3 separate regions of the Mus musculus genome follow, and all the other regions are linked to region 2. The links are chromatin loops, found by intact Hi-C in ENCODE. Cell type or tissue: left cerebral cortex. All regions are shown on one strand.

Region 1 (8,000 bases), 280 kb after region 2:
TGGCAATGCAGATACCTGTTCCTAGTGTTGGCTCACCTGTGCCTGCCTGTCCCCGACTGTCCACCAATGCAGTGATAATTGTGGCAGTTGCTCTCAGGTGGGCCCTGGGTTGGACAGTAGAGTGCTACTGAAGGGCCATCACTGCCCGCTTCTGCAAGAGAAAGAGTGTTAAGGTGCCCTTCTAATTGTTTACCCCCCTAAAGGTGGGTCACTAGCAAAGGTGCAAACCACTTAGCTTTCCCCACAGCCCAGACAAGGAGGCGTGACCTTCTTGGTGGAGGGAGCTGGTCTCAGCTGGGGCCGAGGATATTTCAAGTAAAAGTAAAATTAATACCAACTCACACCCTTTGTGGCAACCACGGGTTGTGGCCCATTGTTCTGAAGCCATGTTTGGCCTTGGGAAGGTGTCCAGACGTGACGTTCCCAGTGACTCTCACTTTAAAGAGAACACCACCTACTTTAAAGCAGCTCATGAAAGCAGTGCCTTCTTCCCAGATGTAGACGCCTGAGTGGTGCTGGTGGTGCTTTTGCCTTCCAAGGACCATTTGGCAACTTAAGATACTTTGATGGTGTTCGCTGGGGTGGGAGGGGGATACCCCGGAGACACCCAAATGCAAGGACAAAGAGATTCTGCACCAGCTGTACCTAACAGGAATGGACTAAAAACAGCTGCCCTTCAACAACGACAGCAGAGAGATAAATGCACAGTGGTTGGGATGGAGAAATGGGAACTTTAAACGTCAATGTGGATAAACCTTGAATACACAATGTTCTGTGGGGAAAAGTCAATTATGGACATTGTGTGAAGTACGGTTTAAAGACACAACCTGGGTAGCCGATTAGATCGGCTGTTTAGACTCTGGTGCTAATCAGCACAGACAACTCTAGCCAGTCTGTTATCTATAAATATGTAATAAAAGCCCAGGCACTCCTTGGTTGATGAAACAACCCAACCTAATAAACCAACCAGAAGTTGAAAGTGTATTTATCAGACCTTGGGCTTTCTAGCTCGGCCTCACAGTGTCCTGCACTCCATAGCCTGGAGAAGATAAAAAGCTCCGAAGTGCACTTTCTACTGACTATGTACCGCTCGCTCTCTCACTATCGTAAAGTTAAACTAGAAGGCAAAGGTGGACTAGAGAGAACTTAACCTCCCGAGAAGGCGGATAGCAGGAGTTTCAGGCACTGTTCCATTTATAGGAAGCAAATTTGAAATTATATTAAGTGTGTACTACACCTGAACGGTGGGCTCACGGGGCTTGTTACATTGATCTTGAGGCTTCAGTGTATGTTTTGGGGTAATTCACAATTGATGAAGAGAAAGATGTAGGTTCAGGGACATCACTCTCTGTGCACACCAACCCAAAGGGGGGCGGCATTCGGTTATAGAATGCCCACTTTATCGTTTTTTTTTTTCTTGTCAGCTAGCAGAAGGTAGCCTGGGTTTGTGGTGCTCAAACTGTAGGAACATACATATAAAATCCCCCACAAAGATCTTTCAGCCCTCCTTAGGAAAGTTCTTGTGGGATGGTATCATGGGCTGCATAAGACCTGACTCCGTGCCCACAGTCACCCAGACCATTAGAGCATGAGCTCATCGGAGACACTGTCTTTGCAAATGTAATTACCGAAAGCCTTGGATGAGAGCATCCTGAATCAGGGAGCTCCTTGAAGCTGTGCCCCGTGTCTTAGCAGAGATTACCAGAGGGACAAAGAGAAGATTCTAGATGGAGATGGAGACAGGAGAAGAGCTGCAAACCAAGCACTGCCAGGACCTGCTGGGAACCGGAAGAGGCAAAGGAGATGGATTCCAAGACCTCCAGAAAAAGCACAGCTCTGCAAGCACATTGTGTACTTCTGGCCTCCAGGATAAACAACAGAGTAGATAAATTCTAAACATTGCTAGACCACCTTATTTGTTGAGGCTTTGTCAGGCCAGCCGTGGGAGATGAACACTGATGAGTGTTTGAAATCAGCCTCAAAGCAGTGCACAGTTCCCACCAGAGGCAATCGTCTCTGCACTTCAAGGAGGCAGGAATTTGTAGGTGACAGCTCCCCACACCCATATGGATTCTCTACATCCTGGTGGTGTCTCTTACTCAGCCCTTTGGGTGGCACCTCGCAACCCCCATCCAGAGATTTCCTGGAAAAAAAATTATCTGCCATGTGTTTGGCTGCTCAGCATCTGAGCCTTTTCTTTATTATGGAGATGTCCCACCATGAGAGACAGAGACAGCTCCTACTCATTGATGTGAGATCGGCAGCAGCTGCTCCCTTGGCAATCCCTGATGCTGCTGGAGCACCGGTATGGGACTGGGTCTTGCCAGACTGATCTAGACCTCAGAGTTAGTGACGTGAGAAAGCAAAGGCTTCCTGGAACCTGTCCTGGTGAAGGTGGAAGGTAAAGGCAACAGTAGCCAGACTCCACACAGAAGCTGGGCACAGTTCTCAGCACAGCTGACCAATGCATGGGCCCAGACAGTTGGGGGCGGGACCATGATCTTCATGGACACGGTGACCTTGCGGCTGGGTTGCACAGGATCCACGTCCATGTTGTCAGAAGTCCTCTGCTCCTGAATTACTTTTATCATTAGGCAGGGAGCTGTGTGCCCTGAGCCCTGATATGCTCCGTTCTGCTTGGGGACTTGGGCTTTCTGGTTCTTGATATGCAACATCTTTAGTTCCACCTTCTGAGTACCCAGCTATTATGGCTCTTATCTGGCTCCCATCTCCTCCTAAAACTGCTGGCCAAGCCTGAAGCCCATGGCACTCCTCTGTTTTCTCAGCCTGTCTCTAGAATCTAATCTCATCAAGACCCAAGGCTCAACAGGACAGCTGGGAAGGAGAGGCGGGGTTGAGATAGACTACAAGTCCAAAGCTGTTGTTGATCCTCTGTGGACCTACGGAGATTCAACACTTGCCATTCAGTTTTCCTCCTTGCTCCAGTCAGGGACTCCGACCCATTTTCCAGTGTAATTGTGCCCTTTGTCCATGCCGTGTGCCCAGCAGCCCAGACTTAGGTGGAAACAGCTTGTTTGTCTTCCGCGTTCGCAATTCCTGTTGGGGCCCAGGGTGGCTGGGTGTGGTTGCTGGGCCCTTTGTCCTTCCGAGCCATTTGCCTGTAGTCTCCCTTCCTCTGCTCCCAGGGCCGTGCTACAGCAAAGCCTTGGCTCTGTCTGCAGAGTAGTCCTTCTTGCTCCTCTTGTGGGCTTTGTCCCCAGGGCATGAACTAGTTTTCAGGAGAGAAAGCTTGTGCGGCTGCATAATTGAGCAATGTATTGGCTCCGTGTGAACACGATTTGGGGGCTTGAGATACCTAGGGTCTCAACTGGTGGCTGAAGTCACATTTATTAGCTCCTATCTGGATGACTGAGGTGGAACCTTCTGGGAAAGTTTGAGGTCCACATGGGACCATTAGTTTCCTGATGACATTTCAGCTGTGGGTGGCATCAGCACCTGGGTGCATAGTAGAATGAGTGGCTTAGTCAGGAAATAAAGAACGCTCAGGCCACTCCTATTGCTTCCTTGGTCACACTGGTCCTCATCATACAGGAGGAGGAAGAAGAAGAGGAGGAGGAGAAGCAGGAGAAATAAAAAATAAGATTTTATCCATATACTTTACTTGGTACTTCTATCAAACTGCCTTGTGAGTTTTAGAATGAGCACTATCTTTTACATTGTTAAGACAAAAATGACTCTGAGTCCCTACCTGACTCCATAGCAAAGACCCTGAGAGCTCTCTGGCTCTTTCCCAGTTGAAGCGCAGCAGCTTCAAGGTTCTTACCTTACTCAGGGGCTGCTGTGTGCATCGCATCGCCAGTTTGTCAAGGGATTGAGCTGTGCCCACGGAGAGGAACAGTCCCTGCCTGGTGCTTTCTTCCAGCATCTCTCCTGTGCTCGGAGTCTCTGCTTTTCCTGAACCCCCCAGATAAGGTCTGTGCATTTGCATCAGAAGACAGAGCTTCACGTAGCTAATCAGACTTTAACACAGCCTTCATTTCTGTGCTACAACACAGAAACAACACAGAACAACTCAAGCAACAAACACAGAAGCACTCAAGGGTCCTCCCCTTGAACTGAAAATCCTGGATTTGAGTTTTGCTCTTTTGAGACTGGCTCTCATGTAGCCCAGGCTTGCCTTGAACTCCGAGGCTAGCCTTGCTCTCCTGACCATCATGCTATTATCTCCCGAGGGCTTGGACTATGGATGTGTGCTGTAACACATGGCTTGAGATCACAGATATTTTTATATTACACTGCATTTATTGAAAAGACCTCAACATGCCTTTTGCACTCAGCAAATATTTGAAGTTAACTTTAGTCAATAGGCCTCTAGGTGAGTTTTGTAAATTGTAGTAATGAAGAAATATATGCATTATATGTAAATTTTATGGCTTACATTTTGATATCACACTAATTTGTTTAATTATGGAACTATCCTGGACTGCATTTAAGATGCTGTTCAAACCAGACAATCAAACAAGTACTCTGAAAAGCTGGGAATAGTGGTTCCTGTAATCCTACCTACTTAGGACGGTGAGGTAAGAGGGTCATTCAAGCCGGGAGTTCAAGGCTGGTCTGGGTAACATAACGAGACTGTCTCAAAACAGAACAAGATTCTGAGCTGAGGCCCACAGACCTTACTTGCTTTTGCCTGCACAAAAGGCTACTGGGGACACTGGGTCTTCTGTTGACAGTGTTTCTCAACCTTTCTAAAGCTGTGACCCTTTAATGCAGTTCCTCATGTTGTGGTGACCCCCAGCCCTAGCATTATTTCGTTGCTATTTCATTACCAAGTTGCAACTGTCATTTTGCTGCTGTTAAGGGACCTAACTGAGAACCGCTGAATTAGAACACACATGGGAGATAGCTGGCAGCCATGGAAGCCTTTGAAAGGGTCTGGAGTCGAACCATGTAAAGTGCGATACTGCCCCTTGTGGCCAAAGGCAAAACAGCGTGGCTACAGAGAGCTGCCCTTCGTATGGTGGTAGTTAAAGTATTTGGCTACTTGAGTCTGAAAGAGAAAATTCAGGCAGTGTAGGCATATTTGTTTTTAGTCTATTTTATTGGATTTTTATATCTATCACCCTTCTCCACTCCAATCCCTTCCAACATCTCAACACCAGGTAGGTTAGAGAAGAAAGGGGGCATAGCTTGTTTATGCTAGTTCCTGCTGGATAGGAGCATAGTTCCTTGGGGCAAGTCAAATCTTCATCTTATCAGGATATCTCAAACTTCTTGTTAAACTGCAAAAACAGCAACCAGGAACTACCATCAACCACCACCACCACCACTACCACCACCACCACCACCACCACCACCACCACCACCACCATGACCACCATCATCAGCAGCAGCAGCAGCAGCAACAGCTTCCTCCCCCTCCCCCACCCCATCTTCAGAGCTCCTGGCCCCTCTGGTGGCTCTGGCATTCTAGAATCCCCAGAATGAAACTATCTGCAGCTAGCAGGAATCACCCCCCCCCCCCCCCACACCGCTCCTGGATCACGAGGCAAATAGTCTGCTGCTGTGGGTAATCTGAAGCAGCCTCCTACCCCACACCTGGGATTAAAACAGAAACATGTTCCCATAACATAGCTGGGATTTTTTGTTGTTGTTTTGGTTTTTCGAGACAGGGTTTCTCTGTATAGCCCTGGCTATCCTGGAACTCACTTTGTAGACCAGGCTGGCCTCAAATTCAGAAATCTGCCTGCCTCTGCCTCCCGAGTGCTGGGATTAAAGGCGTGCGCCACCACGCCCGGCATAGCTGGATTTTTAAGAAACCAAACTCTCACTCCAGACAGTAGGTGATTTGATTCCTGCATGGCATCCTGCCTCGTTGCTTCAAATGCTCTCTGTGGTCCGGCCATTTTCTGTTGCCTAGCATATCTGAAGCTTCCTTCCATATTTGGGTGTTGTCCATGGCCCGATCACTGCCCCCCTCTAGACTACTGTGTCCCACTTCATAGCCCTCAGCATCCCAGCCAGACCTGTGCTCATCTTGCCAGCTCTTTCTCAGTTTGTAACGTCTGGCCTTTGGGCTGTTGTTTCTGTTGTTATCCAATGAATGTCACGGTAAGAAAGCCCCCCCCCCCCCCCCGCGCAGCCCCCACCACACGTTTAATAGCAAAGAGGGAATTTTAGTTGAAAAACCGCAAGCAGGATGGATTGAGTGTCAAACTGAGGGAAGTGTGGCTTTCCTTGTTCTCTTTACCTGTCTTAGTTGGCATTATATTCTAAGTCTAAAATGGCCTCCACAGACTCATTCTATAAATACTTGCCCCTCACCTGGTACTACTATTCTGGGATGCTTGTGGAACCTTTAGAAGGGACCATCTAGCTGGCAGAAGCAGGTCATTTAGGGTGGAGCTTTGAAGGTTATACGCAGCGCCTGGTTCCTACCCTGCCCTCTGCTCCTTGGTCTGCTGCTCTGTGAACAGCTCCTTCCATACCCTGCTACTGCCCTGAATGGATGGACTGAAACCCTGAACCAAATCGTTCTTTTTTTTTTTTTTTTTTTTTTTTTTTTTTTTTTTTTGGTTTTTTGAGACAGGGTTTCTCTGTGTAGCTCTGGCTGTCCTGGAACTCACTTTGTAGACCAGGCTGGCCTCGAACTCAGAAATCTGCCTGCCTCTGCCTCCCAAGTGCTGGGATTAAAGGCGTGCGCCACCACGCCCGGCTCAAATCGTTCTTTTCTTAAGTCTTTCAGGTGCCAACGCAACAAGGGAAGGTACCTAACCCTGCACATTAGTGTCAGGGAAAAGGGGACACTGTTAGGATTAAGTCTGACCGTGTGGTGCATAGATCTTTCAGACTGGATTGCAGGGAGCGTTTGCAGGGGTTTGGAGATGCAGACTAAAGAACCCCTAGTGATACCTTGGTGGGTGACTCTGGTGGGGGTCAGTAGACCTCCACCCCCACCCCGTGCCAATGCAAAGACAAACAGTGCAGGTCTGGTTCATGAGGTTTGGTTGGCTGGTTTTGTTTTTTAAACAGAGTCTCTATAGCCCTGGCTGTCCTGGAACTTACTGTGTAGACAAGGCTGGGCTGGAACTCACAGTGATGTGCCTGACACTTCCTCTCGAGTGCTGAGATTGAAGGCGTGTGCCATCATGCTCAGCTCTCTTGAGGTTTTGAATGTGAACAGGGACTCAAGGAATTTGGACTAGAAGCCATTTGCATTAAAGGATGGCAAAGGTTTTATGTATATTTTTCCCATGTTCTGAAATTTGAAGTGAGGCTAAGGTGAAATGTAATAGATAATTCGGTGGAGGAAATATCAAGATAGCATACGGGCTGTGGCATGGCTGGCTGCTTTGGGGACGGTTTACAGTGAAAATCAGGATTAAAAATAATTTCAGAGCAGAAGGATGCAAGAAGCACATAGTTTAGCCATGGCTGTTTAAGGTTATAGATAAAGAAACTAACTGTTAACAACAACAGTAGAGGAAACTGGGCACTTTGTACTAAGACAATAGGACGGTTCCTCAGGGCGCTGCAGAATTAGTGAGACTTCAAACAGGATTCAGGGTGTAAAACTGCAAACTCATTTGAAAGACTTCTTTAAAGAGAGCATGCCAATGGGGTGCCCTACTCACAAGGGTGTGCCTAAGGGCAGCTTTTCCTGGGTTCAGCTGCCTAGGCACTCAGAGACCTCTGTAGCCATAATCCAAGGAAGCCCAGCTACCACTCAGGCCAGCAGTAGAACTCGGCATTGTATACACCATGCTAGTTTTCTAGGTATGAAGAATGCAAGAGTTTTGGGGTGATGGAGGTTTCCTGCAAGGTTCCAGAGAAAAGTCTGTGTGGCCAGGCGACATGTAGTTATGCTGTGGAAGAGGTCTGGATGTCTAGGCACGAAGCAATGGAGAGAAAGTCTGAGCTGCAATGGAGACCCTGTGATGCTGCAGATGCCAGGAACATAGACTTTCTAAGGAGCATGACTCAAATAAAGAGACCGTATGCACTGCAAGCATTATAAGGACTATGGCCAGGGCAGC
Region 2 (8,000 bases):
GTGACATGTGGGAAGAGGTGGTCGAGGTCTTGAGGGAGATGAACTGGCCATCATCCTCCATCCAGGAGCAGGAGAAGCTTTGGTCAGGTGAAGATGGTGTGCCGTCTGAGGGCACGAGCAGATGGTTGTGGGTACCACTGGACGACTGAGGATGCCTTGAGTCAGAGAAAAGTGTGGGCTGGAGTCCAGGTCAGTTGGAGGAGGGCGGAGCCAGCTGAGGGAGGGGCCAGTGAAGTGGGTGGGGCTGTGAGTGGGAAGGCGCACGCCCTCCCAGGCTTGAGGAGATGAGTGGAAGAAGGGTTCACCACAGGCCACTATGGGTGTGACACGGGGCATTCTCAGGGAAGATGAGATGCCTGAAACACACCCCTCTTGGTGTTAGGTACACCACGACTCCTGATTTTCCCTTTTACTGTGACTCTGGGAGGAGGGGGGTGGGGCTTGCTTATGTTATCCCGAGTCCTGGTTCTCATATCTGAGACATGGCAAGAAGGGTGATGTTTCCTTGTGAGGAACTTTGAGGATTAAAGGAGCACCATCCTGGCACGGGAGGAACACTTACACATCATAGTGGTGGCCATCATCTTCATCTTTCTGGGTCACCACCGCCATTTCCTCAGACCTCTCTCCCTTAGTCTGAGGTATGTAAGAGCCTCTTCTTGTTCTGCTAGCTTTAAAGAGGCTCCTACTCAATGCGCCATCTTTGCCCAGATCATGGCATGAGCTCAGTTTCCAGCAGCTTGGTTGGGGCCCTGTATCCTTTGCTGAGCTGGGCAAGTGGTGGGGCTTGCCATCTGGTAGGGCAGTAGGGAGCCAGGCCTGTGTGAATGTATAGCCAGCCAGAGAGCATCAGACTGGAGTGTCTATCCCTCCTGTTTGTTAGGGGAAAATGGGGCTGGGGGGTGGGGTGGCTTTGGGGAAGCCAGAGATGCCTCAGAGACTGTCTTTGATGTTTATAGAGCCAGAGGCCTACATTTCAGGCAGCCCTCCCTCCGTAACACACACTCACACCCACCTACTCTTGAGCCTTCTGCTGTTCACAGCCTACCCCACACCCTTCCTGGCAGAGCCCCTTGCAAATGCTGGCTCTGGGGCCTGGCACTTTCGCCTCTGAATCAGGACCTGTGAGTTTGGGAGTTGCAACTTCTGCTAAGCTGAGATGATAATTGCACTATTTAAAGCAGGCCCCCGAGCCAGGGAAGCCAGGTGTCCCCATGTGGCCGCCAATCTAAAGTTTCTTTTGCTTACCCACTCCGGTAGTGGTTGGGTTGGGTAGGAGGTCCTACGCGGACCTCCAGGGGTTTCTGCCTGCACCTTTCTCTGGCCTCATCTCCAACCAGCTCTATGTGCCATCTCACCAGAGGAAGTGGAGTTGCCACCTGGCACCTGATTTGCAGGGAGGCTGGGGAAAGGTTTTTGGCTGCAGAGCCAGCTTCTCAGTTGTCAGAGTGGCCAGGAAGACGTGGGGAGGCTGGGCTGGGCCACACGGCCAGCAGCTCACAGTTATCTCTGTCTCACCTTGCGGACTCTAGCATCGTTCTTGGAAGATGAGAGGGCGTTGCCATGTGGAGACATGGCCTAAGACAGAAGGAGCTTTTCAGACACCACTCCCGGGCTCTCCTTTACCCAAGATGAAGGCAGTTCTTTCTCTGCCATGGTAGGGGTGCTTTCTCCTTTAAGCCAGGCTCCATCTTATAGCCCAGGCTTCGTGGAGGGTACCATGCTCAGGCTCACCCAGCTAGACTCTGGTAGAATTGCACCCAAGATTTCCTAGGACCTGGCTCTAGCCTTTTTCATTTGTGCTAGACCACAGGGTCCCTAGGGGTCTGGCATTGAAGCCATCTGCAGGGGGCTGAGAATAGTCTCCCTCTTCCCACTCCCTCTCCCCTTTCCCTCCACCCCTCCCCCTGTCTAGTGACCAAGACCAGGGTCTTGCACAAGCTTTCAACAAACAGACAGACAGACACCCCCAAAACCTAAGTGGTTGTGGGGGGCTACAGAGAGAATGTGAGCGCACTGTTAATGAGTTTGGAGAGGGAAGGTGGGGCCCCGGGGCCTTTCAGTCTCTCAGCCTGGAGCACTCAGGATGAAGGGGCTCGGAAACACTGGGCAGGAGATATTTTGGAGAAATTGCTGCTGTCAGCATCCCCTAGGGCAGTTTATCAGACTGGAGTAGCCATCTATCCTGTGTTCCCAGCTGCTCTGAGGTGGGGAGGGAGCATGGGCTGTCTGACCACAACTTTCCACCGTTGTTCAGCTGGTGGGAAGGATCTCCACGAGAAACGTTCATATCTATTTCTCTGTCTGGGAGCATGTGTGTTTGCCCTAGCTCTTTCCTTGTTCCCTTGTCTGCCCTCTGTGTGTGTGTGTGTGTGTGTGTGTGTATGTGTGTATATGTGTGTGTGTTTGTGTGTGTGTGTGTTACTGGCTAGAGCCATGGCACCTCTGGGTATGGCTGTGAGTTCTGGGGTTTTCTAGCTGTTCCTCTGTCTCCTCCCTTGCTTGTCCCCCAATTTTGCCTGTTTTGTCAGCAGACTGGTTTTCTCTGTTGAGCTCGGCCCTGCCAGAAGCCCACATCTGATCTCTCACTCGTACAGGCTCTTGCCCCTCCTTGGCTGCTTGCTTCACCTGCTGAAGTGCCCTACATCTTTAGAAATGGGGTGGGTGAGGTGGGAAGGACAGCACTACTTATGGTCTCCAGAGTAGCAACCATTGTATTGGGACCTTTCTGCAGTTTTGGAGTTCTCCAGTGGATGACCTGAGGACATTCCCTGTGAGAGCCGATGAAGCCAGTGGCCTAGCCCTGGCCAGGAGGTGGAAAACTGACGGTGGTCAGAGAACTTTGCAGCTGAGAACTTCTAACTTCCATGTCCAACCTTCCTGTGCTGTGACCTCTGGGCCCCTGGCCTGTGCATGTAAATGGTCATGGTCTGACTGGTGACTTTTGGTAGCACCAGCAGTGGGTAATTACCTAGACCAAGGGAGCAGATTGCCAGCCATGAGTAAGCTGCCTCACACAAGGTCTTCCTCTGGAAGCGTCCCTTTTCATTCCCATTTCCTTTTTTTTTGAGACAGGGTTTCTCTGTCTAGCTCTGGCTGTCCTGGAACTCACTTTGTAGACCAGGCTGGCCTCGAACTCAGAAATCCTCCTGCCTCTGCCTCCCGAGTGCTGGGATTAAAGGCGTGCACCACCACGTCATTCCCATTTCCATAAGGACATGGGGAGTCTTTGTCATCCAGTCTCCAACAAAGAGGTGGAGGCTGCGGACATACACTGGTCTGCGTGCATTCTCCTCAGCAGACTTTAGAAGTGGGAAATGACAAGCCAGCCTCATCCCTGAGTTATGGGCATCCTAGCAGGTCAGGGCTCTGCCTGCCCCACTGCCCAGCCTGAGCCTTGCTAAGACCTCAGCCATGTTATGGGAGTCCAGCCTGGGCGGGGGGGGGGGGGGTGTTTCTCCCATCCACTAAGCCTTTTAACCCCTTCTGTGCCTACCTTTGCTTGAATGTGGGAGAGGAGGCTATGGGGGGGGGGAGGGGGCGAGATACCCCATTTCCTTTCCTTCCACCTTCAGGTCTCAGGAGGACTCTGGGCAGCCTGCCGGCTGCTCCCCTACCGCTGACTGAATCATTTCTATATTTGGCCAGCAAGCCACGTGGGTGGGGAACCACTGTGGCTGCACTTCTGACAGCTGCAGGAGGTGGGGGGCAGGGGCTGCAGGCACAGAGACTAGGCAGGAGGCATGTGCATTCCGTGGGCAACCTAACAAGGTGCCACCAACTCGAGAAAGCCCCGAGAAGGGCATGTGCCAACCCACCCCCCATCCTCTCCCACTCTGGTTCAGGGCCCGCCTCCTTTGCTCCTCCCCCGATGCCCTGCTCTCTTTCAACTGGTCCTCACGGCACTCTCTTCTCCCACAGACCACACCGCCCTCCAGAAACCATGGGTGTTGCTAGACCCAGCTGGGATTCTGCCAAGCTCTGGTGCTCAGTCTAAGACAAGGGCTGCCTTCCAGCCCTGTTCGCCCAGCCTGTCATGGCCACACACCGATGCCTCCCGCTTGTGTGGGGACACAGGGCACCCAGCCCCAACCCTGAAAGGTTAAGCCAGGCCTTCTGGCTCCATTCCACAGGGACACTGCAGGCCCGAGGCTCCTTTCAGAGCAAGAGCAACTGATGTCATGGGAGAAGCCCCTACCCAACTGTCCACTTGCCTGGCACTGCCTGTTCTGAGACCCACGCCCTGGGTCCTTCTGCAGGTGCCAACCCCGTGAGCTCCCTCCCACCCCCTGACCCGACGCTGAGAAGGCTCTCTCCATTCCCATCATGTGTGAGGTGATGCCCACAATCAATGAGGGGGACCCCCTGGGGCCCCCCCACGGTGCCGATGCTGAGGCCAACTTTGAGCAGCTGATGGTGAACATGCTGGATGAGCGAGAGAAGTTGCTGGAGTCCCTTCGGGAGAGTCAGGAAACTTTGGTAGCCACACAGAGCCGGCTCCAGGATGCCCTTCACGAGCGAGATCAGCTCCAGCGCCACCTGAACTCCGCCCTTCCCCAGGTAAGGTTCCAGACTCTCCCCAGCTCCTTTGACGTTATCGCCTTTGGCCCTTCAGTCTCTGCATCTCTTTGCACATCACATACTGGAGTTCACAGAGTATTTGGCCTTCATGTCCCCTCCTAAGTGCAGCTGCCCGGATTGGCTTCACCTGGAGAAGTGAACTCAGAAAGAAAATCCAGCCATGACTGCCAACAGTAGGGAGGCCATACTACCAGTAGGTGGCGCCCTAGACTGGAAAGAAACCTCCTTTCTAACTGAGTTGACAGGAAAGGGGAATCAAGGAAAGTAGAGTTAGGAGAAGCAGCAGAGATCATCCTTCGTTTCCATGAAGATAAGAGACCTCACACAGATAACCATAGGCTGAGCTAAACCTCAGGGCCAGGTGTCTTGGCGTCCTATTTCACGGTCCTCAATAACACCTCCAGCAGCTAAAACCTTTCATTTATTGTGTATATTCTGTGGGCTAGGTTTTCTTTATCCATCATCTCAGTAGATTTCCCACAATGAAACTCGTACAGTTAGGGCCATCACCCTGTTCTGTCAGCGGTGAAACGGGCGCTTAGGGGAATCAGTCAGTGGCATATTGCCCTCCAGGTGGTAAATAGCAGCAGGAGGGCTGTGTCTCCCCCACCCCCCAAGACAGTGTCTGTTCTCTGCTTTATTTCCTCTTTAACACATGGGTTCTGGAAATCTGAGTACCCACTTATACCAGTACCTTTTATACTTATACCAGTAGATATTCTGGGGATGGGGATGCGTGGTTAGAGGCTAGAGACTTGCATAGGAACCCAAGTTATCCTACAGCTTCTCCGAGAAGGTGTGGTCTGCCAGGTCACCAAGTCCAGGGAGGCTGGAGTTTGTCTGTCTATACGTAGAGTACAGAGTCTACTCGGCCAGCTTGCCTTTTCCACCTCTTCCTAGGAGAGAAATGGGTTTGCGTGCTCTGCAGGACCACCCTGAGCCAGTGGGGGAGAAGCAGCCCAGAGGAGTCAAATAATTCAAGCCTCGGCTGCAGGTCCCTTCTCCAAATCTAGGGAGAGCCAGGGCTGAGCCTGGAGTGGTGAGCTTCAGTCCAGTGGCCTAGAGTCTTGTGGTAGTTTATGTCTTAAGAATATGGACCCTGGGGCTGGTGAGATGGCTCAGTGGGTAAGAGGACTCGACTGCTCTTCTGAAGGTCCGGAGTTCAAATCCCAGCAACCACATGGTGGCTCACAACCATCCGTAACGAGATCTGACTCCCTCTTCTGGAGTGTCTGAAGTCAGCTACAGTGTACTTACATATAATAAATAAATAAATAAATAAATAAATAAATAAATAAATCTTGAAAAAAAAAAAAGAATATGGACCCTGGTGGAGAGGAGGTGTGGCCAGGTGGACCCTGGCTACCTTGTCCATCACAAGCCCTGGGTAATATATGCAAGATTACATAGCTAACTGGGGAGAGCTGAGATTTGACTTCTGGTCTTCCCAACAGTTTATAGTCAAAGCTTCATTGGGGGGAGGCAGTGACTGGCAAGGGTCGGATGCTCTTCAGGGAGGAATACTTCCTTCCATTCCAGAGTCTGGAAAGCCCCTGAGGAGGCCGAACCCTTTGGAGGTGGCCTTTGGAAGTGGAATGTGAGCTCCTCAGAGGGTGACAGAGGCTGTGTAAGGGGAGATGTCTTGCCCTGTGAAGGCGTGCTCCATAGATGGTTAATTGATGTTTGGAAACAGTAAGCCACCAAGGTGATCAAGGTCTTGGGGTACTCAGAAAAAAGCCACCAGAGAAAAGTCTGAAAACTAGTCCTTAACTTTATGGACAGGCTTGCCCGTTGGGGGATTCTCCTGGCAGCAGGCTATCACATGAGTTAGAGCTGGAGAGGGAGGGCACAGCATGCAGGGTAGGGAGACAGGGCAGCTGCCCAGCGTGGGGCCAAAGGAGAGGAGAGTGTTAGAGACCATTAGGGGTAGATAGTATTGTGAGATGTGGGCACCCCTTCAAGTCCTCTCTCTAGGGGTGTGTGTGTCCCCGTATAGGTATATGTGTGCAAGCTGGGGGTTAAAGCAGTGTCAGGCTCAGGCCTCAGCTTCCAGATAATGAAATATTGAACTCTCCTTCACTTTGGCTGTAGACCTAGATAGAAAGGGAGTAATCAGGACTAGGGTGACAAGTCCTCGTTTTCTCCCCGTCTGGCTCTCTGGTCCCTTGCCACTCCCCACAACTCCTCCATCCCCTTTGCCTGGTCTGCAGCTACAGTGCTGCCTGTGGTTATGAGTTCTTGGTATTTACAGGGGGCCACAGAGGAGGGGCGAGGCCCCAGCCTCTGCAGTCTGTGTAGACTTCATGGCCACAGGATGCAGCCACTCATCCATCTGAGAATGGTTCTGGGGACCGTGTGGTGTCATCAGGCTGGTGGGATGTGGTGGGCCTGGAACTTCAAGGAGAGCACTCTTCCCTTGTAGTTTGTTTAATAGTAGAGCGGGGCTTGGAAAGACCTCTACATGGCAGTGTGGGGGAGTTTCCCCTCGGAAGGGACAGTCGGTATATGCCATCAAGTGCTGAGCTGTAGACTTGGCTTGATTGAATAGGGTTCCCAGAAGCCAGGGCGGGCACCACAGGGCTGTGTCCTTCCACTCTCATGTAGGTGGGTCTTTCAACCTATTTGTTGTATTAGCTATCTGCAGCTTGCAAAGCCCGTGTGTGTGTGTGTGTGTGTGTGTGTGTGTGTGTGTGTGTGTGTGTGGTGATGGCACACATGAGCTTTATTGCATCCTTCTAGAGGGTGAGTGTAGTCTGGTCACTGGTGACTGGAGAGGCAGGCCTTTCAGGGCAGACTTACCCGTTTCTGTAAGCAGTCCTGTTTCTTGGAATCCTAATATGTTCTTCACCTCCAGTAGTTCCCGATAGCTGTAGGCTTCCTGCACTGCCAGGGGGCCAGGCTGGGATGTGAGGGAGGTGGGCCGATAAGAGGGTGAATAAGAGAAGCCTCCCATGGATTTGGGTATGCAGGGCACCGGTTGGAGGTGAATCCTAAGCACTGAGGGTTTCTGGGGGCTTTCAGGAATTTGCCACTTTAACTCGGGAGCTAAGCATGTGTCGGGAGCAGCTTCTGGAGCGGGAGGAAGAGATATCTGAGCTGAAAGCAGAGCGGAATAACACAAGGGTAAGTAAGGGGTGGTCTTGTGCGTGTGCGCATGCGCACCCTGCCACAGGAGCAGGCAGCAGCTTGGCTGAGCAGGTTCTGCCTCCCATCCTGGGGTTACGGGCAGACAAGGACACCTAGTCCCCAGCACTGGGTTCTTGCTTGTGGTTCCTGGGTCACAGCGGGGTTGGTTGAAGTTCTGGGGGAGAGGCCAGGGTAGCCACGCTGGGGTGGGCTGTTTAATGGAGGAGCAGCTGTTTATGGACATCGTGCTTGGTGATCCTGTGGGCCCTGCTTTGTAGCCCTTGGGGCGCATG
Region 3 (8,000 bases), 140 kb after region 2:
AAGAGGGACTCAGTCTGTCCACTACAGCAGGGTGCTGAGGGCACCCTTCCGACTCCCACCTTTAACCTCCAGCCGACAATCCACAGAGGCCTCCCCTAGCACGTTGATGGCCTTGCAAGTGTAGACCCCAGAATCAAAGGGGCTGGGCTTCCGGATCTCCAGGGTGCAGACCCCTTGCTCGGAGACGGCACGGTACTTGGGGTCACCCTGGATGTCCATCTTGTTTTTCATCCAGATGATCTTGGGCTGGAAGCAAAGTCAGAGGAGGGTAATGAAGTTAGAACAGCTCTCAAGAGAAACTTTCATTCCTCTGTCCACCCACTCCACCAGCCCAGGGCCCCTGACCTTAGGTGATGCTCGGACGCTGCAGAAAAGCTGCGTGCTATAGCCAGGAGTGGAGGTATGGTCAGCCAGGGGCTGGGTGAACGAGGGCGCTTCTGAGAAGTCTCGCTCAATAAACTCTCTAGGTTTGGCAGTAATATCTAGGTTCAGGGGAGAATTTGAGGTTATAGGGATGCAGGAGGCTTCGGAAGACTGGCCTCAACCCAAAACTTTGAGACATTCAACCTGGTCAACACATGAAGACATCAGAGAAAAGCCTCGCTGAGCAGGGCTGAGGCTGATCAGGAGGTGAACAGAGAGGAGTGGGCAGGAAAACCTGAGCCACGGAGGATTGCGGCAAGAGGCGGACATCACATTCCATTTCTGTCTGCCTCTGAGACCTGAGTGGCTTTCCTTTTTAAACACAAAATGCTCACGGCTGTGACACTCTGGCTGATGTTAAAGAGTATGGCTTCTAGGGTGAGTGAGGTGGCTCAGCGGGTGAGGGTGCTTGTCACCAAGCTTACCACCCTGAGTTCAGTCCCTGGGACCCACGGGGTAGAAGGAGAGACCTGACATGTTGTCCTTAGACTTACACATGCACGTGTGCATGTGAACACACACTCACACACCAATAAATGTAATTAAAATGAGTAGTAATGAAGTGTGGCTTCCAGGGTGGGCGTGCGTGCATGCGTGTGTGTGTGTGTGTGTGTGTGTGTGTGTATCTCTCTCTCTCTCTCTCTCTCGTTTGTGTGTGTGTGTGTGTGTGTGTGTGTGTGTGTGTGTGTGTGGTATGTGCAGGAGAAGATCTGGGATAGATAGGGGTCCTGGAGTTTCACATTTGGCTCCACTGACAGATGCTCAATAGGATGGTAAATACCACAGCCAGTCTTGTGTGGGCGATTGTTTTTAACAATTGCCAGTTTACCTATCATGTACACATTATCCTGCAGAGTGTGTGCCTGGGGACACTGTGTGGGAGACCCAGTGACTGCTGTGATGTTAGCAGCCACTGTCTAAGTACACAGCCTCCTGAGGGGCACTGCTCATTTGCATGGCTTTGCTCTGATGTTTGCTAAAACCAGTCAGTCATAGCTGTTATTTGCAGTCACTCCACGTCAGTGTGTGTACGCACTTGCACATACGCTCACGCAGAGCTGCCGAGTGGGGTGGGGTAGGGTGGGGTGGAGTGGAAGGCAGCAAATGTTCTGGGAAGGAGAAGCTGAGAGGGATATGGGACAGGGAAGAAGTGGACAGATGTTGGTTCACCAACCCCGATTCGGTTTTCTGCCCAGGCTCAAAGCCACTTACCTGCCTTGTGGATGTGAGCCAGCTCCTTGGTGGTGGTGGCTAAGTCACTGAGGCCACACAGGTTTTCTGAGAAGACCCGAAAAGAGTACGAGTTGCCAATGATGAGGTCTGAGATGGTGCAGGTGGTGGGGTGATAGCGCTCCAACACTGTGAACCATTGCTGTGGGGAGCTTGCCTGGGTTACCCTCAGCTCTTACATGGTTCTTGTCTTTCCTGCTTACTCTAACCCTCCTCAGAGGGGGTCATTCCATATCCCAGCTTTGGGAAGGCTAAAACCATCCAGCAGTGGCCCTGGGGGACTAGGAAGTAGGAGGAGGACCTCCCGGGTCACTCACATGAGCTTGCAAGCCTCACTACTCATCAAAGTATGGCTGCCAGACATGCAGCCTCATTACCTAGGCTCCGTTTAGATACGTGGCTTCCCAACACCCAGCCCAACCACCTGCATCAGAATCTACATTTAGCAGATTCCCAGATGATTTATATGCATGCTAAGATAGTTCTCCAGCAGTCTAGTGCAGTGTACCACACAGACTGAGGTACAGAGAGGAGAGAGGCTTGCCCAGGGCCACGTAGGGAGTCAGTCAGCAGTAGTTGGCCTGGACTTTCATCCAGAGCCTCTTAGCAGGATGAACCTTTTGAGCCCCGACTACTTCTCTCCCCACCCCCGTTAGGCCCCAGCCAGCCTCACCCCTGTCCTTTTGTCTGCCTTCTGTACTGTGTAGCCCAGGAGCTCTGTGTTGCCTGTGTCCTGGGGTGGTGTCCACTCGAGGGCAGCATTGCAACCCCAGACATCCAGTAGCTTGATGCTGCTCGGGGGCCCGGGCTTCTCTGCAGAACCAGATTATAAAGGCCAGTGAGAAGTAGGTCTGCGGCAAAGTCTCCACACCCAAGATTTGGTACCTGCATGGTACCCTAGCCTTCCTTCACCCCCACCCCACCCCACATCAGCTCTGGGGGTGGAAGGTTGAGGGCTATGGTTTCGAGACAGCCCTTTCCCCTCTGCCCATGTACCAATCACCAGGATGTCAATGCTGGCCTTGGCTTCCAAGCCTTCCAGATGCACGGTGAGCTCATAGCGGCCTGAGTCTGCGCGCTGAGCAGAGCGAATGAAGAGGATGGAGTCCTGGTCCCCGCTGCGCACATTAACTCTCTGGTTGTCCAGAGCGTGGCCATTGTGGGTCCAAGAGACCTGTGGCTTGGGCTTCCCCTGAAAGATGGGCTTGGGGTGAGTACAGATTGGTATAAGCACCCCACTCACCTCATTCTATCTGTGCCCGAGAAACCCACCCTACTGGCTCCACCGTTGTTGACCAGAGCCATGTCCTTTAGTGTGTGACCTGCCCTGGGGGCTGCCTAGCTCTCTACTCACAGCTGAGTTATATGCAAAACTGGGAAGTAGAGGCCATTTACTTCTAGGTCACTGGCTGACTCCTGCGAGAATCCTGACATCCCTAGGGCTCCCCTGACACACCAGGCTCTTACCAGTGAGCTAGGCCTACCTGGAAGGGGATTTGCAGGTTGACTGACTCTCCCACCTGGCGGATGTAGGTCTGACGAAGGTGTCGGGGAACACGGATCTTGGGGGCTTCTGAAGCAGGAGACGGAGAAAGCAAGTGTGGGTTCCGGGCTAGACATCACAGCTCCTACCTACGACGTTCCTACAGCTCGAGCTGCCTCTTCACCGGGAGAACAAAGCCTTCCATTCTGAGTCCCAGGGACCCAAATCCCTTAAGGCCCTTGGGGAGCTGAGAACTGAGAGGCTCCAGGGAGGTCAGAGACTGTACAGTGTGAACTGGTTGGTATCTCCGGCACTCCCTTGGCACCTCAACCTTGCCAGGCTGGGATTTGCCTTGAAGTCCAGGCATTCTCAGGCTCCAGATGGGCCTGGGTGGCTCTCTGTCTCCCCCTGGAGGGAGGCAGGTTCTGCACCCGACAGCCAGTGTGTCTAGAGAGGGAAGCAGTGTGTGCAACTGCTGATTCAGCATCCCAGGAGCCCAGGACTTTCTGAGGAAGTGAAACCTCACTGACTCAAGCCTCAACCTCCAGGCCTGCTAGGGGGCTCTAGTTCTTTGTACAGAAGTGAAAGCAGACACACAAACGTCTGCTCTTAGGCCTTTCAGTCCGCACAGTGTCATGGTGGCCAAGTCCTTCTGTAAGTCTTATGTCAGCCCCCTATTCTGGTAGGGGAGCCATTCCTGACTACGGCCTAATCAGGTGTGCCACTGGATGTGGAAGCTGCAGCAGCTGCCATTCCTGTCCCTGGGGGATGGTGTGGGGACTGAGCCTGAGCCTCCTAAGCAGCAAACAGGTGGCAGCAGTTGGTCACTGGCATGTAGGGGACAGAGTAAGAAGGAACACTGTGTCTCCAAGGATTAGCTGAGCAGGCACTTGGCTCCAGAACGCCATGGTTTGGAATGCTCCAGGGACAGCTCTGGGAGGCCAGGAATGCCTGGCAGCTCCAGGTGGCCAAGAAGGGGACAGCTGAGCAGCCCAGGATCCTGGACAGGGCCTCCACTCTCCCCTGCCCAGCTCATGAGAGGTCCGGCTGTTCCCTCCTTGTTCGTAGCCTCCTCCCCACTTTCTCTCCAGGAAATCCCCTTCTCTCCTGCCAGAGGAATTTTAATGGAGAGGTAGGTGCTGTGTCTGGCTTGCTTCTTCAACACCGGGCCTCAGAGACATCTCAGAGTCTGAGCTTCTTGGGGACCTGGGGGGAGGATCTGGGACTCTGCCAACCAGGCTGCAGGCAGCACAGACATCCTGCTGTTTACGTGTGTGTGTGTGGAGGGGGGGTGCTATCTCACCCAGATAATGCTCTTGAAAACCACCAGAGCAGATGTCCCGCAGCTTGGTGGCTGTGAACAGTCCTGTGTGGGCATCAGAAGCTGAGACTACAGAAAGACTGGGTGACTCTGTGGGAGTCTCTGGGGCCCCCTGGTATCTGCCTGGTCTGGATAATCTATAATAGTGTGTGGTTCTGGTCTCCTATGCCTTAGATCTTAAAGCAGTCTATTTCCTCAAATCTAAATTTGACCCCTTCTGTGGCTGAGATGCCTTCTCCTCCTAGAGGCCTTGACTAGAAATGTAGGGCTCTATCTCCAGCCTCCATCCATCACCTCAAGGAACAAGAAGGAAGATGGAGAAGGTCTCAGACACCTGCTTGCCCGTGTCTCTCTTCACTCTGGGGCCCCACACTGTCCCCAGATAGCTAAGACAGACCAAATGACTCAGTGTCATTAACAGTCTGAAACTTGATCCGCTTTGGGAGGGAGGCACTAAGGTTAATGCACCCTGCAAATAGAAATATTAGCAACAGGGACAGCAGCTGGCCTCTGGGTCTTCACAGGGGCACTGCCCTTTGGGGGATGAAGAAGCCTTCAGGGGCCCTTTATACAGCCTCTTTTTCTTTTCATTAGAGTCAGGATACAACATGGGGCAAACAGACCTTCCCTGTGTTCCAGAACCTCTAGAGAGCCTGGAACTCAGATTTGAGGAAAGAGCAAATGCTCTTCATAGCTTCAGAGATTAAGATTAGGATAGATGGCTTCTAGCACTGGGAGCTTGGCTTTGTCTCTGGACAAGAAGCTGTTCCCTGATGGGTGGGGGCGGGGCTGGACCATTTAGGGAGGTGGCGTCTTTGACCTCCTTCTTGCTGCTGAGGAGCCTGAACCTGTCACAAGGCAAGACACGTTGGCATGCGGATTGTGCATGTTAGCGTGAGATGGGGGGGGAAATGGCTGCTTGGGGTCTACTGACCATGGCCTCAGTTTCCCCATTACATCTAGTCTGTGAGCAAGAGGCGAGGAGTAGCTTTACCAGTGATCTCTTGGATGTGGACAGGCTGGTCCAGAACGGCTGGAGGGCCTGCCCCTGCTGAGCTTACTGCAGTCACACGCAGGAAGAACTTGTCTCCCAGGGCCAGGTTTCGAACCGTCTGCTGGGTCACCATCACGGGCCGGGGATTCACAGGCACCCATTCTGAGGCTGAGGGCAGCGGAGAATGTCTGGCTGTTAGTGATGTGGCAGGGGCACACACACACACACACACACACACACACACACACACCCCGGGTGGGGGTGGTTTCCTTTTCAAGGGTGATGTACACTAGCTGACCTCACTCTTGGGCTATAGTCTCTGACAGCTGGTGCTAGAGGTTTTTTTAGAGATAGGGATGCAGAAGGGCCGGAGAGGGCTGGGCACATTCACCAAGGCACACACAGCAAGGCAGCGGCAGAGACAGAGGCCAGGGTGAATGTGGCTGTCGGAGAGGGAGACTACTTTTCCAAGCTGTCTTGACTGTCTCCTACTTTACAGTCTCCTCCTCTGGATCTTCCCCAGTTTCTGCCTCCTGGGTTAACTCCCCCTGAAAAGGGTCCTCAGAGGCTACCTGGACCTGGAGGACAGGAGGTCCCCTGAGGTCATTGGACATCTCTGTGCATTCAGAGGTCCCTATGGAGCCAGGTGGTAGCAGTTAAGACCACTGCTCAGACCTTCTCCCTTTGTACGTCCTGGAGGTCCTGGAGTGACTCATTGCAGGGACTGTGCTCCTCCCTGCTGCCCCACCCCACCCCCACTCAGCTGGGTGGAAACAGAACTCAGCCCTGGGCTCACCTCCCTCTCGACAGAACTCCAACACATAGCCTTGAAGCCCCAGTTTGCCCAGCTTCTCGGGGGGCTCCCAGCTCACAGTCAAGGAGCTGTGGCTCACATCCTCCAAGGTCAGCCGCAGTGGGGCACTGGGGACATCTGGAGGAGGGGGGAAGCCAAGGTGAGTGGAAGAGCCCCTCCCTGCATACCCGCCACCCTTCTCCACCTTTCCCCACTTCTTGTCACCTTCACTCGGAGGTTCAGGCTTAGTGGCTGCGGGCATGGCAGAAGCTGCAGGAGCTGCAGGATCCTGTGCCTGAGGCTTCTGTGGCTCTGGAGCCTGCTCTTGCCCGGTGGACTCTGATGCTGCCACCTCTCCAGAAGGCTCTGTAGTGGGCACCTTGGCAGGCTCAGGTGCTGTCTCCTCTGGAGTAGAGACAGAAGCCTCAGAGGTGGCTTTTCCTGTCATTTTTTTAGCTGGTGTGTGTGGGGGGGTGTGTCAAGCTGGAGTGTTTAAGGGTCAGCAGTAGGTCTGGGCCTCCAGGCTAGGTTCATGCTTATAAAGGCAGGGGCTGCCCCACCCCCAGCAAACCATTCCCAGCTGTGGGGTCAGGTCAGGCAGGGGGACAGGGGGGCAGGGAGCACCCAGGCCAGGAATAGCTCTGGGGGAGGAACCACAAGGGCCCCTTGAGAAGCATACTACCTTGCCATCACCCCAGCTAGACCTCACAGCCAGGGTGCCAGTGCCCAGATCAGGGAGGGCATAGAGAGATGAGCTGGCACATCGCTGGGGCTGCAGGGGCTGGGTCATGAGACCTGCCACCTGGAAAGGAAGATCAAGTCAGGTCCATAAATCGGGTCTTCTCAGGGCCCCCTTGGGCCTGAGTCTCCTTGGAATAGAGCGTAGAATTAAGAATGCTTGAAGCAGTCTTCCCTGTGAGCACTGCCCCCTTGGCCTTCGCTGTCTCTCTTGGTCCCCACAGTCTCTGGGGATTCCCACTTGTGCTGTGTGAGGCTAAGGACCCCACAGAGGTGAGAATTGAGATGCTGGAGGTGAGGCTGGCCTGAGGCAGGTGCTCCAGCATGAGTCCTGGGAAAGGGGACTGTGGTGATCAGTCTTCAGCTGTTGTGACATCGCACCATAGGTTCTGTGAATTATAAACAAAAGAGGTGATCTTTCTCAAGGCTCTAGAGGTTGAGAAGTCGAAGATCATGCCCACTGCACCCCCTAAAGAGCTTTGTGGTGATTGGGATGTGGAATACAGAGAATGGGCAAGCCAGACAGAGGAAAATGGATGAAACACATGCTTTCTATCCAGTTCCCACTCTGGAGATAGCTAACCCACTTCCACAATGATATTAACCAATTCACAAGGGAAGTGTCCTATGGCCTAAAAACTTTTTAAAAGCCCCCCATCTTAATACTGTTAGTGACAATTAGAGGAATTTTAGAGGGAACATTCAAGCCAGGACCAAAAATGTCCTCAGGTTTCTGTTTCTGTGGGAAGGCTGGAAACTTGTTTACACTTATCCCCAGGCTTCAGCTTCCCTCCACCTACTGAGAACCCTCATGTCAGAGTGTAAGACAGGCAGGCCTGAATCTCCTGGCCTCTTAAAACGGGGACCTAGGCCCAGACTCTGCTAGTGTGGGAAGCAGGGCAGGTTCAGACAAATTCCTACTCACTGATTCATTTAGTCAAGATGTTAAGATTGGTAATAATTTGAAATCCAGAAAATACCATGTGTCAGGGAGGAGGAGGAGCAGTCAAATTTTTCT

The links. Hi-C counts contacts between places; a loop is a spot of excess contacts. Peaks named below come from ENCODE experiments on the same cell type or tissue, not always from the same donor. Only the 100,000 strongest peaks of a DNase experiment are listed, where the experiment ranks them.
Region 1: it touches region 2 in a loop (5-fold over the local background); 12 of 42 quality-filtered maps call a loop at or near these places.
Region 3: a loop joins it to region 2, with 2.6 times the contacts of the local background. A loop is called at or near these places in 13 of 42 quality-filtered maps.

The regions. Positions count from the first base shown.
Region 1 is chr1:134,050,342-134,058,341 of GRCm38, reverse strand. No RefSeq gene overlaps it. Among named protein-coding and RNA genes, the nearest start is that of Gm19497, 6.6 kb to the left of the region's middle. In left cerebral cortex, a CTCF peak has its summit at 4,931; DNase peaks (open chromatin) are centred at 2,099 and 4,929.
Region 2 is chr1:134,328,850-134,336,849 of GRCm38, reverse strand. Ppfia4 (protein tyrosine phosphatase, receptor type, f polypeptide (PTPRF), interacting protein (liprin), alpha 4) reads left to right here. Exons shown (of 29, transcript NM_001374777.1): 2 at 3,922-4,560; 3 at 7,603-7,704. The coding sequence starts at 4,327. Among named protein-coding and RNA genes, the nearest start is that of Ppfia4, 12 kb to the left of the region's middle. In left cerebral cortex, a CTCF peak has its summit at 4,770 (motif pointing right); DNase peaks (open chromatin) are centred at 3,718, 3,905, 4,479, 4,777 and 3 more places; H3K4me3 peaks cover 308 bases; H3K27ac peaks cover 1,293 bases.
Region 3 is chr1:134,192,196-134,200,195 of GRCm38, reverse strand. Mybph (myosin binding protein H) reads right to left here and starts at 6,748. Exons shown (of 11, transcript NM_016749.2): 1 at 6,470-6,748; 2 at 6,248-6,382; 3 at 5,452-5,619; 4 at 3,138-3,226; 5 at 2,650-2,845; 6 at 2,327-2,466; 7 at 1,636-1,795; 8 at 346-482; 9 at 60-246. The coding sequence starts at 6,692. It overlaps Adora1 (adenosine A1 receptor), which reads left to right. Exons shown (of 2, transcript NM_001008533.3): 2 at 1-981. In left cerebral cortex, CTCF peaks have their summits at 2,372 (motif pointing right), 3,551, 4,508 and 4,709; DNase peaks (open chromatin) are centred at 4,395, 5,774, 6,195, 7,949 and 4 more places; H3K27ac peaks cover 2,099 bases.